2 separate regions of the Homo sapiens genome follow, and region 1 is linked to region 2. A link is a contact called in ENCODE Hi-C or POLR2A ChIA-PET data. All regions are on one chromosome and are shown on one strand. Each heading gives the region's core, a stretch centred on a gene start or an enhancer-like site at or near the end of the contact. The rest is flanking DNA. Distances are from core to core; before and after follow the strand shown. Region 1 overlaps EPS8L1 (EPS8 signaling adaptor L1). Region 2 has its middle 7.5 kb from the start of NLRP2.

Region 1 (6,446 bases), core at 2,544-5,043, 130 kb after region 2:
GGACCCCCATACAGACCCGAGTTCTTCAGCGGCTGGGAGCCGCCGGTCACTGACCCGCAGAGCCGCGCCTGGGAGGACCCAGTTGAGAAACAGCTACAGCACGAGCGGAGGCGCCGGCAGGTGACCCAAGCGACACAGCAGGGCCGAGGCTGGGAAGTCCGGGGGCGCGGCCGGTCCGCCTGGCCCCGCCTGACCCGACTGTCTTACTTCCTACAGCAAAGCGCCCCCCAGGTCGCTGTCAATGGGTGAGTGTCCGCCCCAGGGCAGGGCAAGGGGGTCAAGGAGGGGTGCGTCCCGGGGGCTCCCGATGCTGACTCCGCCCCCTTTTTTTCTGTGTTTTTCCTTCTGTCTTCCTGGCTCTTCTCAGGTGGGTGAGATGGTGATGGGGCGGGCCGGGGCTGGGAGAGAGGGAGGAGCAGGGTGGGAGGGGGCGGGACCCAGACTTCTGGGGCTAAGGGAGTTGGGAATGGAGACCCGGATTCCTGGGCCTAAGGGAGGAAGGGGGCTGGGAGTGGGTAAAGTCTGAGAGGTTGGATCCCTGGATCCCCAAAAGGCTGGAAGAAGCCAGTTTGTTTTCCCAGGGCCTGGGAAGCACCATGCCTGGGCTCCCTAGGAGGACAGAGCCCTGGATATTGGAGGGGAGAGGCTGGGGAATTGGACCTTTGGGTTTTGAAGAAGAGCCCAAGTCTGGTGCTTGGGATCCTGGAGACCCAGAGGAGCAGGCTTGGGACTTCAAGGGCTTGGGGGCAAGTTTCTGGGAAAGTTAGGAAGTGGTAGTATCTCTGGGCCCCCGAGAGGGGTAAAGGCTGGACGATTAAACTCTTGGTTTTCCAGAGGCTCTAATGCAATTGTCTAAGTCGCTGCTGGGTGTCGGACTGGGTTAAAAGGTTTGAGGGTTAAAAGGATAAGATTGAAGCTTGAGACCTGGACTCCTAGGTCCCTGGGGGAGGAAAGAACATTCCAAGTCATGGTTCTACCAAGCAGTGGGGGCTCAGACTCTGGGTCCTGGGGGAGGGAAGGAGGTAGATGGACTAGAACTCTAGGGTCCTTGAGCAAATAGAGGGCAGACTGGAGGGAAGCAACGTGGGAGGAGACGAAAACAAAGCAGTGAGGCTGGAGGAGACAAAGGGGGGTCTGGGTGAGGGCCCGAGCAGAGGGTCTCAGCAGGGACAGCGTGCTGGGAGCTGCCGGCCCCACACAGGGGGTGCCGCGGCCCTGAAGACCCCCCCTCTCCCCTGCACAGGTAGGCCTGATCCAGGCTGAGGTCCCTCTTATTGGGGGTCAGAGCTGAAATCCCACCCCTGCCCCCAGCTGCCTGATATCGCAACCCTGGTCCCTGTTCACAGCTTCAAGTCACTTTCTCCGAGCCTCAAGTTCTTTTTTGCAGGGAAACTGGGAATAATGATTATCCGTTCCCGGAACAGTGAGAAGTCTGTGGTGTTGTAGGAACTAGCAGTTAAGGGCTTAAGGCTGTGACCAGGTTCAAGTTCAAGTCCAGCTGCCTGCAAACTAAGGCAGCATTATTCAGACCTGGGCTACCCTGGTCCCGGGCTGGCGATGCCACTCTCTTACTCTGTGACCTTTACATCCCTGTGCCTCAGCTTCCTCCTCTGTGAAAATGGAGGAGATCATAGGGTCTCTGGGGGAGGAAGAAACTGGGGGAGAGAGGGGAGTCCAAATTCATGGTTCTACCAACCGTTGTCATAAAGATCAAATTAACTAATATACGTAACAGAACAGTGCCCAGCACACAGTAAGTGGTACAGAAGTGGTAGCTATTGTTTTTTGAGACAGTCTCACTCTGTCATCAGGCTGGAGTGCAGTGGTGAGATCTCAGCTCACTGCAACTTCTGCCTGCCAGGTTCAAGCAATTCTCCTGCCTCAGCCTCCAGAATAGCTGGGACTACAGGCGCGTGCCACCACGCCCAGCTAATTTGGGTATTTTTTAGTAGAGACAGGGTTTCACCATGTTGGCCAGGATGGTCTTGATCTCTTGACCTCATGATCTGCCCGCCTCAGCCTCCCAAAGCGCTGGGATTACAGGCGTGAGCCACCGCGCCCGGCCTAGCTAGTGTTTTTATTATGCTTATGAGTTATGATATATAAAGCCCAGTGCCTATTAGATGCTCAATAAATGACAGCTGTTTCTAGCTGTGTGATGTGGGCAAGTCATTTTCTCGCTCTGAGCCTCATTCTCCTCTGTAAAATGGAATCGATGGTGGGATAGTACCCACTACATATGCCTACAGCACAATGCCAAGCAACGGAGGGAGCAAATATATTCAGTCTGTTATTCTTGTTTCAAATTTCTATTAACAGTATTAACCCGGCCCCTGCTGTGCCCCCAGCTTGGCTCTAACCCCAGCTCACACCAGCACCCTGCAGCCCAGAGCAATGGGGCTGGCTGCCTCCTTATCTCCAACCCTCCCGCTTCTCCTCAGTCACCGAGACTTGGAGCCAGAATCTGAGCCTCAGCTGGAGTCAGAGACAGCAGGAAAATGGGTCCTGTGTAATTATGACTTCCAGGCCCGCAACAGCAGTGAGCTGTCGGTCAAGCAGCGGGACGTACTGGAGGTTAGAGGAGCGGGAGGCTGAGGGGCAGGAATTAGCCAGCCCTAGCTGCAGACAGGCTCTGAACCCTCTGTTCTTTACCACACCCAGGTCCTGGATGACAGTCGTAAGTGGTGGAAGGTTCGGGACCCAGCGGGGCAGGAGGGATATGTGCCCTACAACATCCTGACACCCTACCCCGGACCCCGGCTGCACCACAGCCAAAGCCCTGCCCGCAGCCTGGTGAGCCAGCGCAGACGCTGGGATCTTGAGGGTGGAGAGGCTGGGACCAGATCCTGGGAACAAGGGGCGTGGGGATCAGCTGTCAAGAGTGCTGGAGCAGGTGGTGACTGGGGGTTCAGAAATGCATCTCCAGAAAGGGGAGAGGCTGGGACTCTGAGTCCTCTCCCTAACCCAGGTACTCTCCTCTCCTTCCTTTCAGAACAGCACTCCTCCTCCACCACCAGCCCCAGCCCCGGCCCCACCTCCAGCTCTGGCTCGGCCCCGCTGGGACAGGCCCCGCTGGGACAGCTGCGATAGCCTCAACGGCTTGGACCCCAGCGAGAAGGGTGAGTGGTGGGGACGCCGGCTGCGGGGAGCGGTCCTTATCCTTGCTTTCCAGGCAGAGAAACGGGGGCTCAGAAAGAGCAAAGGGACTCCCGTCCCATTCTGGGGACGCTGGAGCGCCCCCCCGCCCCGCCCTCTGGCCCCAGGACCCCTCGCCCTGAGCCCGCACTCCCTACCTCCCGGTTTCCCGCCTGCAGAGAAATTCTCCCAGATGCTCATCGTCAACGAGGAACTGCAGGCGCGCCTGGCCCAGGGCCGCTCGGGACCGAGCCGCGCAGTCCCAGGGCCCCGCGCCCCGGAACCGCAGCTCAGCCCGGGCTCGGACGCCTCCGAGGTCCGCGCCTGGCTGCAGGCCAAGGGCTTTAGCTCCGGGTGAGTGGGGCCGGGGCCCTCTCGGCGCGGGTTGATACGGACGCTGGGAGCGGAGCGTTCCGATCGGCCGGGAGTCGGGGGGCGGCAGTCGTGGAGACCACAGGGAGCCGGGATTAGCCCGAAGTGAGGGTCTGTCTGGTAGCAACACCCAATGGCAGGCTGTGATTGCCATGTTTTTTCAGACTCCGACTGGATTCCTTAGGGAAATCCCGTACCCTTTGAAAGCAGGATGCGGCCACGCCCCCCGGGTGGCAACATTGTGATTGGTGGGTGGGGTTCAGGAGGTGTCGGGCCTGCCCCCGCTAGAGCTAGAATGCTGTTCTGATTGGACCATCGCCGGGTGGGCGTGACATGATTGTCCGGGCTGGGGCATCCGCCGACCGGCCTGACCGCGCCCGGGCTGCCCTCGCTCAGGACCGTGGACGCGCTGGGTGTGCTGACCGGGGCGCAGCTTTTCTCGCTGCAGAAGGAGGAGCTGCGGGCGGTGAGCCCCGAGGAGGGGGCACGTGTGTACAGCCAGGTCACCGTGCAGCGCTCGCTGCTGGAGGTGAGCCGGACCGCTGGTCCCTGGGTCTGGGTAGGGTTGGGATGACGAGGGCTCGGACGCCAGGACAAAGCGATTTCCACCCCGCCCTCCAGGACAAAGAGAAAGTGTCAGAGCTGGAGGCAGTGATGGAGAAGCAAAAGAAGAAGGTGGAAGGCGAGGTGGAAATGGAGGTCATTTGACCTGCCAGGCGCCCTTCGCAAAGAGTGACGAGGCCCCGTGGGAGAACGGACTCCTCAGACTCTCCCCAATAGCGGAAGTCGATCTTCTGAAGGATGGCCAATCTGCTCCGGCCCTGGTCTTCCCCCATCCCGGTGGACAGACTTAACGATCCTTGCTGCAGTCCCTCCGGAGAGGATCTGGACTGGCTGGGAGTGGGGAGGGCGTGGAGACAGTCTACGGAAAGCGCTAGCAGACCCCCGAGAGGGTGCAGTGGAGCCCTGAGCATTGTAATATGCGGCCCAGCCTATAAACAGCCTCCGTGCTTAGCAGATGGTGTGCCAACTGCTGTCCTCTACCCGGCTACCAGGGGGCTCAGAAACCTGCCCCTCGACCCAGTCACAGCCTCATGGAACCTGGAAAATGTTCCACCCTCTTTGGTTTCTCTCTGAACCCTCCTTTCCATCCCCAGGGTCCCAAACCAGGCTCCCTCCTGACCTCCTAGCCAGCCTAGTCCAGCTTGCCCCACCTTCACGTTTCCCTGGCTCGCGGCTGCTGGGCATGAGGCTTTGTGTCTCCCTTCCCGCCTCACCAACGTTCTCACTTCATTCCTTCCTGCGTCCTGGCCCTGCCCTTCTCCAAACGCTCCCAAGCGTTCAACCTCTGAGGTTTGCACCTGCTGTCTCTGCTGGCTGAAACGGCCATTCCCTGCCTGGCGAACTCCTGTTCAGCCTCCCTGGCCCAGCTCAAACACTCACTGTGGGGAAGCCTGCCCTCATCCCCGAAGCTAGTTTCCCAGCATCCACTTCTCCATTTTGTCCCCCACCTCCTGCCACGGCCCTACCAGGTAGAACTGGCTGCCTCCCAAGCATGCCACAGCTTTCTGGCCACTCTTTGTTCTGGGAGATGGCAGCCAACTGAAAACTTCCTAATCCCTCAAGAACTAGCTCCTTCTCCCTCTGGCAAGCCCTGTAACTTTCTTTTCCCCATTATCCAGGTGGCTGGTAAGGTCTGCTTTTCTCTGGATCCCACTGTTTTCCAGACTGGATATTCTCTGCCTTTGGGAAGAATGGCCCTTTCTCTTTCTCCCCTGGCTCTGCCTTCCCCAGATTACTGAGGGCCTCTGGGCCTCTGGGCCTCAAGCCTCTCCCGGAGTTGTTCCAACCTGGGCCACCAGATGGCGCCCTCCAAGATGGGAAAGGATCAGAGAGACGCCCCCCCACCCCCACCCCGCCCCCCGCCCTTGGGGCAGGCAGGAGTTCTCAGTCCCCACTTTGCCACCTCCTGCCTGGTTCCTTCTGGTTCCTTCCTTCCTCTTTGGATCTCCAAGAGTCCTTCTCCTATCTGCCCCGTCCCTAGATCCTATTCACATACTTCCCTTGGCTCCCTATGGCTCACCGGATAAAACCAGGCCCCAGCTTGGCAGTCACAGGTTGCCCACTCGGCTCACCAGCTTCTCCGACCACGGGGCTCAGCTTCCCTCCTCCTGCTGCCAAGCTTGGTTCATGTGGTTGCTTCTGCCCAGAATACTCTCAGCCCCTCTACCACTTGCCCGGGGCCCCACCCCTCATTCTTAGTAGGGGAATAGGAAAGGTAGGCAATTCCCCCAAACCTCTTTGCTCCATTCCCGCACCCGCCCCCCGCCCCCCAATAAGCCCCCGTGGCTCTCGCCACCTAGGCTGCAAACTGAAATGCCTGCAGGAACCCGACAAGAGACCCAAGTGAGCCAGCCGGGCCTCAGCCCTACCCCCGTCACAGGCCAGCTTGTTTGAACATCCTGGCAGCTGTATCTTCCAATATTCTCAGAACCTGACCATCTCTCACCATCTTCACTCCCATCACCCCAGCCAGAGCCACCCTCTCTCTTGCTTGGATTTCACCAGTAGACCCTTAGCTGGTCCCCCCAATCCTCACCACCAACCCCCAGCCTGTTCTCCATGCCAGAGGGACCTGTTAAAACCTAAGTCAGGCCATGGCCATGCTCCAAAAGACACCCAGAGCTCCAATCTCACAGCTCAAGCCCTTCCCAGGGCCAAGTCTCCACACAGCCACCGTGACCTCTCTAGCTTCATTCCCTGCTTTCTCCAGCTCCTCAGCTTCCTGCAGCACACCAGGTGCCCTACCCCAGGGCCTCCACACACACAGCTCCCATCATCCCTCAAATACCTACACAGCTCCCTCCCCAGGGTCTCCACACACAGAGCTCCCATCATCCAGAGCACCCTTCCCTCAAATACCTACACAGCTCCCTCTC
Region 2 (5,839 bases), core at 1,803-4,302:
TAAATAAATAGCCAACTGTGATCGTGCATGCCTGTAGTCCCAGCTACTCAGGAGGCCAAGGCAGGAGGATCACTTGAGACTGGGAGGTCATGGCTACAGTGAGCCATGATCTCGCAACTGCACTCCAGCCTGGGCAACAGAGGGAGAGAAAGGAAGGAAGGAGGGAAGGAGGGAAGGAGGGAAGGGAAGGAGGGAAAGGAAGTCAGTCTTGTGGGACAAGGAAGGAAGGAAGGAAGTCAGTCAGTCTTGTGGGACTCAGCCCTGAACCTTTGGGATCTGATGCTGTCCCCAGGTAGGGAGTGTCAGAACTAAATCAAAGGAGAGGACACCCAGCTGGTCTCTGCTGGAGAACTGGTTGTTGGTGGGGAGAAACATACATTTTTGGTGAAGTATTCTGTGTTGAGTGTGAAAGTAGGAAAAACAGGACTGGGTATGGTGGTTCATGCCTGTCATTCCAGGATTTTGGGAGGCCAAGGCAGGCGGATCACTTGAGGTCAGGACTTTGAGACCACCCTGGTGAACATGGCAAAACCCCATCTCTACTAAAAAAAAATACAAAAATTAGCTGGGCGCGGTGGCAGGTGCCTGTAATACCAGCTACTCGGGAGGCTGAGGCAGGAGAATCACTTGAACCCGGGAGGCGGAGGTTGCAGTGAGCTGAGATTGTGCCTTTGCACTCCAGCCTGGGAGACAGAGCAAGACTCTCCCTCAAAAAAAAAAAAAGGCCGGGCGCAGTGGCTCACGCCTATAATATCAGCACTTTGGGAGGCCGAGGCAGGTGGATCACTGACACCCAACACCACGCCTTCTAATTTTTTGCATTTTTAGTAGAAACGGGGTTTCACCATGTTGGCCAGGCTTGTCTCGAACTCCTGTCCTCTGGTGATCCACCTGCCTTGGCCTCCCAAAGTGCTGGAATTACAGGCGTGAACCCAGCAACTTTTCCCCCTTTTATCATACCTTAATTTGCCTCCACCACCCCCAGAAGCTCCAAGTCTCTACGCCTTTTCATTTATGTATGTATGTATTTATTTATTTATTTATTTATTTTATTTTGAGACAGGGTCTCCCTCTATCTCCCAGGCTGCAGTGCAGTGGCGTGATCTTGGCCCACTGCAACCTCCACCTCCCGGGTTCAAGTAATCCTCCTGTCTCAGCCTCCCAAGTAGCTGGGATTACAGGGCACACCACCACACCTGGCTAATTTTTGTATTTTTAGTGGAGACTGGGTTTCACCCTGTTGTCCAGGCTAGTCTCAAACTCCCGACGTCAGGTGATCCACCCATTTCGGTTCCCAAAGTGTTGAGATTACAGACCGTGAGCCACTGGGACGGACACCCCTACTCCTTTCTTCTTCTTCTTCTTTTTTTTTTTTTTTTTGAGATGGAGTCTCCCTTTGAAGCCCAGGCTGGAGTACAATGGTGCGATCTTAGCTCACTGCAGTTTCCTCCTCCCGGGTTCAAGTGATTCTCCTGCCTCAGCCTCCGGAGTAGCTGGGATTACAGGCACACACCACCACACCAGCTAATTTTTGTATTTTTAGCAGAGATGGGGTTTCACCATGTTGGCCAGGCTGGTCTCAAACTCCTGACCTCAGGTGATCCACCCACCTTGGCCTCCCAAACTGCTGGGATCACAGGCGTGAGCCACTGCACCCTACACTCTTATACTCCTTTCTGTAGCTCAGGCAGCTAGATGAGCTTCAATCATCTGGCCCTTCCTCCAGTCTCACATTTTTGTGGGACTCCTGTGCATACATAATTGAATCTGGTTTTTCTTCTGTCAAACTGTTTTGTGTCAATGTAATTCATAGCCCATCCAAAGAACCTAGGAGGGTGGAGGGAATCCATTTTCTCTCCTCCACACTGGAGGGCCATGGAGCCCAAGAGTTCAAGACTGGCCCGGTGTACAAAGTGAGACCCAGTCTCTATTTAAAAAAGATGGGGAGGGGGCCGGGCACGGTGTCTCACGCCTGTAATTCCAGCACTTTGGGAGGCCCAGGTGGGTGGATCACCTGAGGTCAGGAGTCCGAGACTAGCCTGGCCAAGGTGGTGAGACCGTGTCTTTACTAAAAATACAAAATTAGCTTGGTATGGTGGCAGGAGCCTGTAATCCCAGCTACTTGGAAGGCTAGGGCAGGAGAATCGCTTGGTTTGGGATTTTCTCCCTGAGGCACTTGCTATCTCCAGGATTATGGGTCTCAGGTGAAAGAAAGACAAAGAAGGAGAGAGAGACAGAGAGGGACAGGGAAAGAGAATTTCAGACTTATCTAACATTGACACTTAGGAGAAGTAGGGAGAAAGAGGTGGGAAAATAAAGTGGCTAGGTAAAAATGAACATGTCAGTAACAATAATAGCATTAACAATAACTAGTATTGCCGGGTGCAGTGGCTCACGCCTCTAATCCCAGCACTTTGGGACGCCGAGGTGGGCGAATCACAAGGTCAGGAGTTCAAGACCAGCCTGGCCAACATGGTGAAACCCTGTCTCTACTAAAAATACAAAAAGTTAGCTAGCTGGGCATAGTGGTGCATGCCTGTAATCCCAGCTACTCTGGAGGCTGAGGCAGGAGAATCGCTTGAACCCGGGAGGCAAAGGTTGCAGTGAGTCAAGATCAGGCCACTGCACTCCAGCCCAAGGGACAGAGTGAGACTCTGTCTCAAATAATAATAATAATAATAACTAGTGGCCAGGCACAGTGGCTCACGCCTGTAATCCCAGTGTAGCAGGACGAGCCACAGACAAAAACCTCTCAGACACCGAGTTGTAGAAGGAAGGGCTTTATTCAGCTGGGAGCATCGGCAAGCTACTGTCTTAAAATCCAAGCTCCTCGAGTGCACAGTTTCTGTCCCTTTTAAGGGCTCACAACACTAAAGACTGCGCATGAAAGGGTCATGATTGAGCAATCTAGGGGATACATAACAGGGGTTTCGTGCACTGCTGGTCAGAGAGAAAGAATAGGGCAGGGAGTTTCACAGTGTTCTTCTATACAATGCCTGGAATCTATGGATAACATCGGGTTCTAAGTCATGAGTTGATTTTTATCTACTAGGTTTACGCCAGGCAGGCCCAGGCCTGGTTTCGGGTCTGGTTTTGGGTCTGGTGCCTGGCGCCGGGCTACCTGCCTTTGGTTTCACTTCCTTGTTTTTTTCTTTTTCTTTTTTTTTTTTTTTGAGACAGAGTCTTGCTCTGTCGCTAAGGCTGGAGTGCAGTGGCACAATCTCGGCTCACTGCAAGCTCCGCCTCCTGGATTCAAGCAATTCTGCTGCCTCATCCTTCCGAGTAGCTGGGATTACAGGCGCACGCCACCATGCCCGGCTAATTTTTGTATTTTTAATAGAGACGGGGTTTCACCATGTTGGCCAGGCTGGTCTCAAACTCCTGACCTTGTGATCCACCCGCCTTGGCCTCCCAAAGTGCTGGGATTACAGGCGTGAGCCACCGTGCCCGGCCTCCTTGTTTTTTTTCTAAAACAAGTACTGAGTATAAAACAATATAAAACAATATGAGACGGTTTCTCTCTTCCCTCACCAGCACTTTGGGAGGCTGAGGCAGGTGGATCACAAGGTCAGAGTGGATAGCACTTTAGGAGGTTGAGGTGGGAGGATCCCTTGAGCCCAGGAGCTCAAGTCCAGCCTGGGCAACATAGCAAGACCCCCATTTCCAATTTTAGTGTATGTGCTGCCAAAGCAAATACTCTGAGACCCTGTTTCTACAAAAAATAAAAAAATTAAAATTAGTGCTTGGAAAAAAAAATTAGTGCTTGACCAGGAGGCAAGCACACCTCCTCATCCTCTCATGGATGTCTGTCTGTAGAAAGTAAATGGAGACAGCTTCATTTTACCCAACTGCTCCGTTTTAGGTCCGCTCCTGAGCTTCTGTTGTTCCCAGCCATGCAACCCTGGGAGCCGACTCCCGGCTGCAGAGCCTTGTCAGAAGCAGGCAATGTACACAGAGACCCAAGGCCTGGTGTAGACAGGCTTTCACAGACCTGGGCATTTTGTTGAATTGTTTTTGAATTGTGGTTTCTTATCAGTTCATCCGATACTCTGTTCTAACCACGTAGTTCCTCTTTTGGATCTCCAAACCCCTTTGCAGGTTCCATCTACCCGAACCAAACTCACTTATTCCAACAGAAGTCTGGTGTTTCTTGTTTTTTTTGTTTGTTTGTTTCTTTCGTTTTGTTTTTTGAGATGTTGTCTCCCTCTATCACCCAGGCTGGAGTGCAGTGGCGAGATCTCAGCTCACTGCAACCTCTGCTTCCCGGGTTCAAGCAATTCTCCTCCCTCAGCCTCCTGGGTAGCTGGGATTACAGGTGCCTGCCGCCACACCCAGCTAACTTTTGTATTTTTAGTAGAGACGGGATTTCACCATGTTGGCCAGGCTAGTCTCGAGCTCCTGACCTCAAGTGATCCACCCATCTCAGCCTCCCAAAGTGCTGGGATTACAGCCTTAAGCCACCGCGCTCAACCAGAAGTCTGTTTAAATCCATCCTTCTCCCCAGCCACCCATGAGTTATGTGACCTTGGGGTTGCTACTTAACATTTCAGTCTCAATTTCCTCAATAGAACAAAAGTTAGAAGAATTGTAACAAAAGATAGTTTTATTTTTATTTTTATTTTTATTTTTTGAGATGGAGTCTTGCTCTGTCACCTAGGCTGGAGTGCAGTGGTGTGATGGTGGCTCACTGCAAGCTCCGCCTCCCGGATTCACGCCATTCTCCTGCCTCAGCCTCCCAAGTAGCTGGGACTACAGGCACCCGCCACCGTGCCCAGCTAATTTTTTTAATTTTTAGTAGAGACGGGGTTTCACCGTGTTAGCCAGGATGGTCTCGATCTCCTGACCTCGTGATCCGCTTGCCTCGGCCTCCCAAAGTGCTGGGATTACAGGCGTGAGCCACCATGCCCAGCACAAAAGATAATTTCTTAATCCCATGCATTTGAGTCTTAAAAAAATATTCTATATAATTCCAAGGTCAAAGAAGAAATAACAAAGGGCATTTTTAAAAATGCTAGAACTGAGTGGTGGTGAAATTGCTGTTGAAATGTGTTTGTTGCACTGATGGAAATTTATAAATGTAAATATTTATATTAAAATATAAAATAATGGGCCAGGCATAGTGGCTCACACCTGTAATCTCAGTACTTTGGGAGGCCAAGGCGGGAGGGCCATGGAGCCCAGGAGTTCAAGACCGGCCCGGTGTACAAAGTGAGACCCAGTCTCTAGTTAAAAAAGAGGGGGAGTGGGCCAGGCACAGTGTCTCACGCCTGTAATTCCAGCACTTTGGGAGGCCAAAGCAGGTGGATCACCCGAGGTCAGGAGTCCAAGACCAGCCCGGCCAAGGTGGTGAAACCCCGTGTCTACTAAAAATACAAAATTAGCTTGGTATGGTGGCGGGAGCCTATAATCCCAGCTAGGGCAGGAGAATCACTTGAACCCGGGAGGCAGAGGTTGCAGTGAGCCAAGATCATGCCACTGCACTCCAGCCTGGGCAACAACAGAGAGACTTCATCTCTAAATAAATAAATAAATAAATAAAAGAAAATACAAATTTTTTAAAAAAGGTACTGTGGCTGGGCGTGGTGGTTCACACCTGTAATCCCAGCACTTTGGGAAGCCGAGGCAGGTGGATCTCAGATCAGGAGTTCAAGAAGAGCCTGGCCAGCATGGTGAAAACCTATCTGTACTAAAAATTAGCCTGGCATGGTGGCAGGTGCCTGTAGGAGGCTGAGGCAAGAGAATTGCTTGAGCCCCGGAGGCAGAGGTTGCAGTGAGCCGAGACCACACCACTGCACTCCAGCCTGGGCAACAGAGCGAGAGTCTGTCTCAAAAAGGAAAC

What was found. A loop is a pair of places that touch in the nucleus more often than their neighbours do. ChIA-PET counts read pairs that join two places held with the same protein, here RNA polymerase II (POLR2A). Pooled maps may share reads with other maps.
Region 1: a pooled map shows a loop between it and region 2 (2.5-fold over the local background). The contact joins two enhancer-like sites. A Hi-C loop is called at or near these places in 1 of 37 single-sample maps with no recorded cell type and 5 of 50 pooled maps. POLR2A ChIA-PET finds 5 or more read pairs at or near these places in 2 of 52 experiments (PC-9 and activated naive CD8-positive, alpha-beta T cell).

Annotation. Positions count from the first base shown.
Region 1 is chr19:55,083,400-55,089,845 of GRCh38, forward strand. EPS8L1 (EPS8 signaling adaptor L1) reads left to right here. Exons shown (of 20, transcript NM_133180.3): 13 at 1-120; 14 at 217-245; 15 at 2,442-2,574; 16 at 2,662-2,793; 17 at 2,993-3,119; 18 at 3,315-3,489; 19 at 3,904-4,036; 20 at 4,129-4,524. The coding sequence ends at 4,215. Among named protein-coding and RNA genes, the nearest start is that of EPS8L1, 11 kb to the left of the region's middle. RefSeq lists an enhancer at 5,202-5,496. Within about 2 kb of position 3,794, at least 8 of the 41 ENCODE cell types and tissues checked have a DNase peak (open chromatin) inside an H3K27ac peak, as active enhancers do.
Region 2 is chr19:54,955,984-54,961,822 of GRCh38, forward strand. It overlaps a transcript of NLRP7 not described here. Among named protein-coding and RNA genes, the nearest start is that of NLRP2, 7.5 kb to the right of the region's middle. Within about 2 kb of position 3,053, at least 4 of the 41 ENCODE cell types and tissues checked have a DNase peak (open chromatin) inside an H3K27ac peak, as active enhancers do.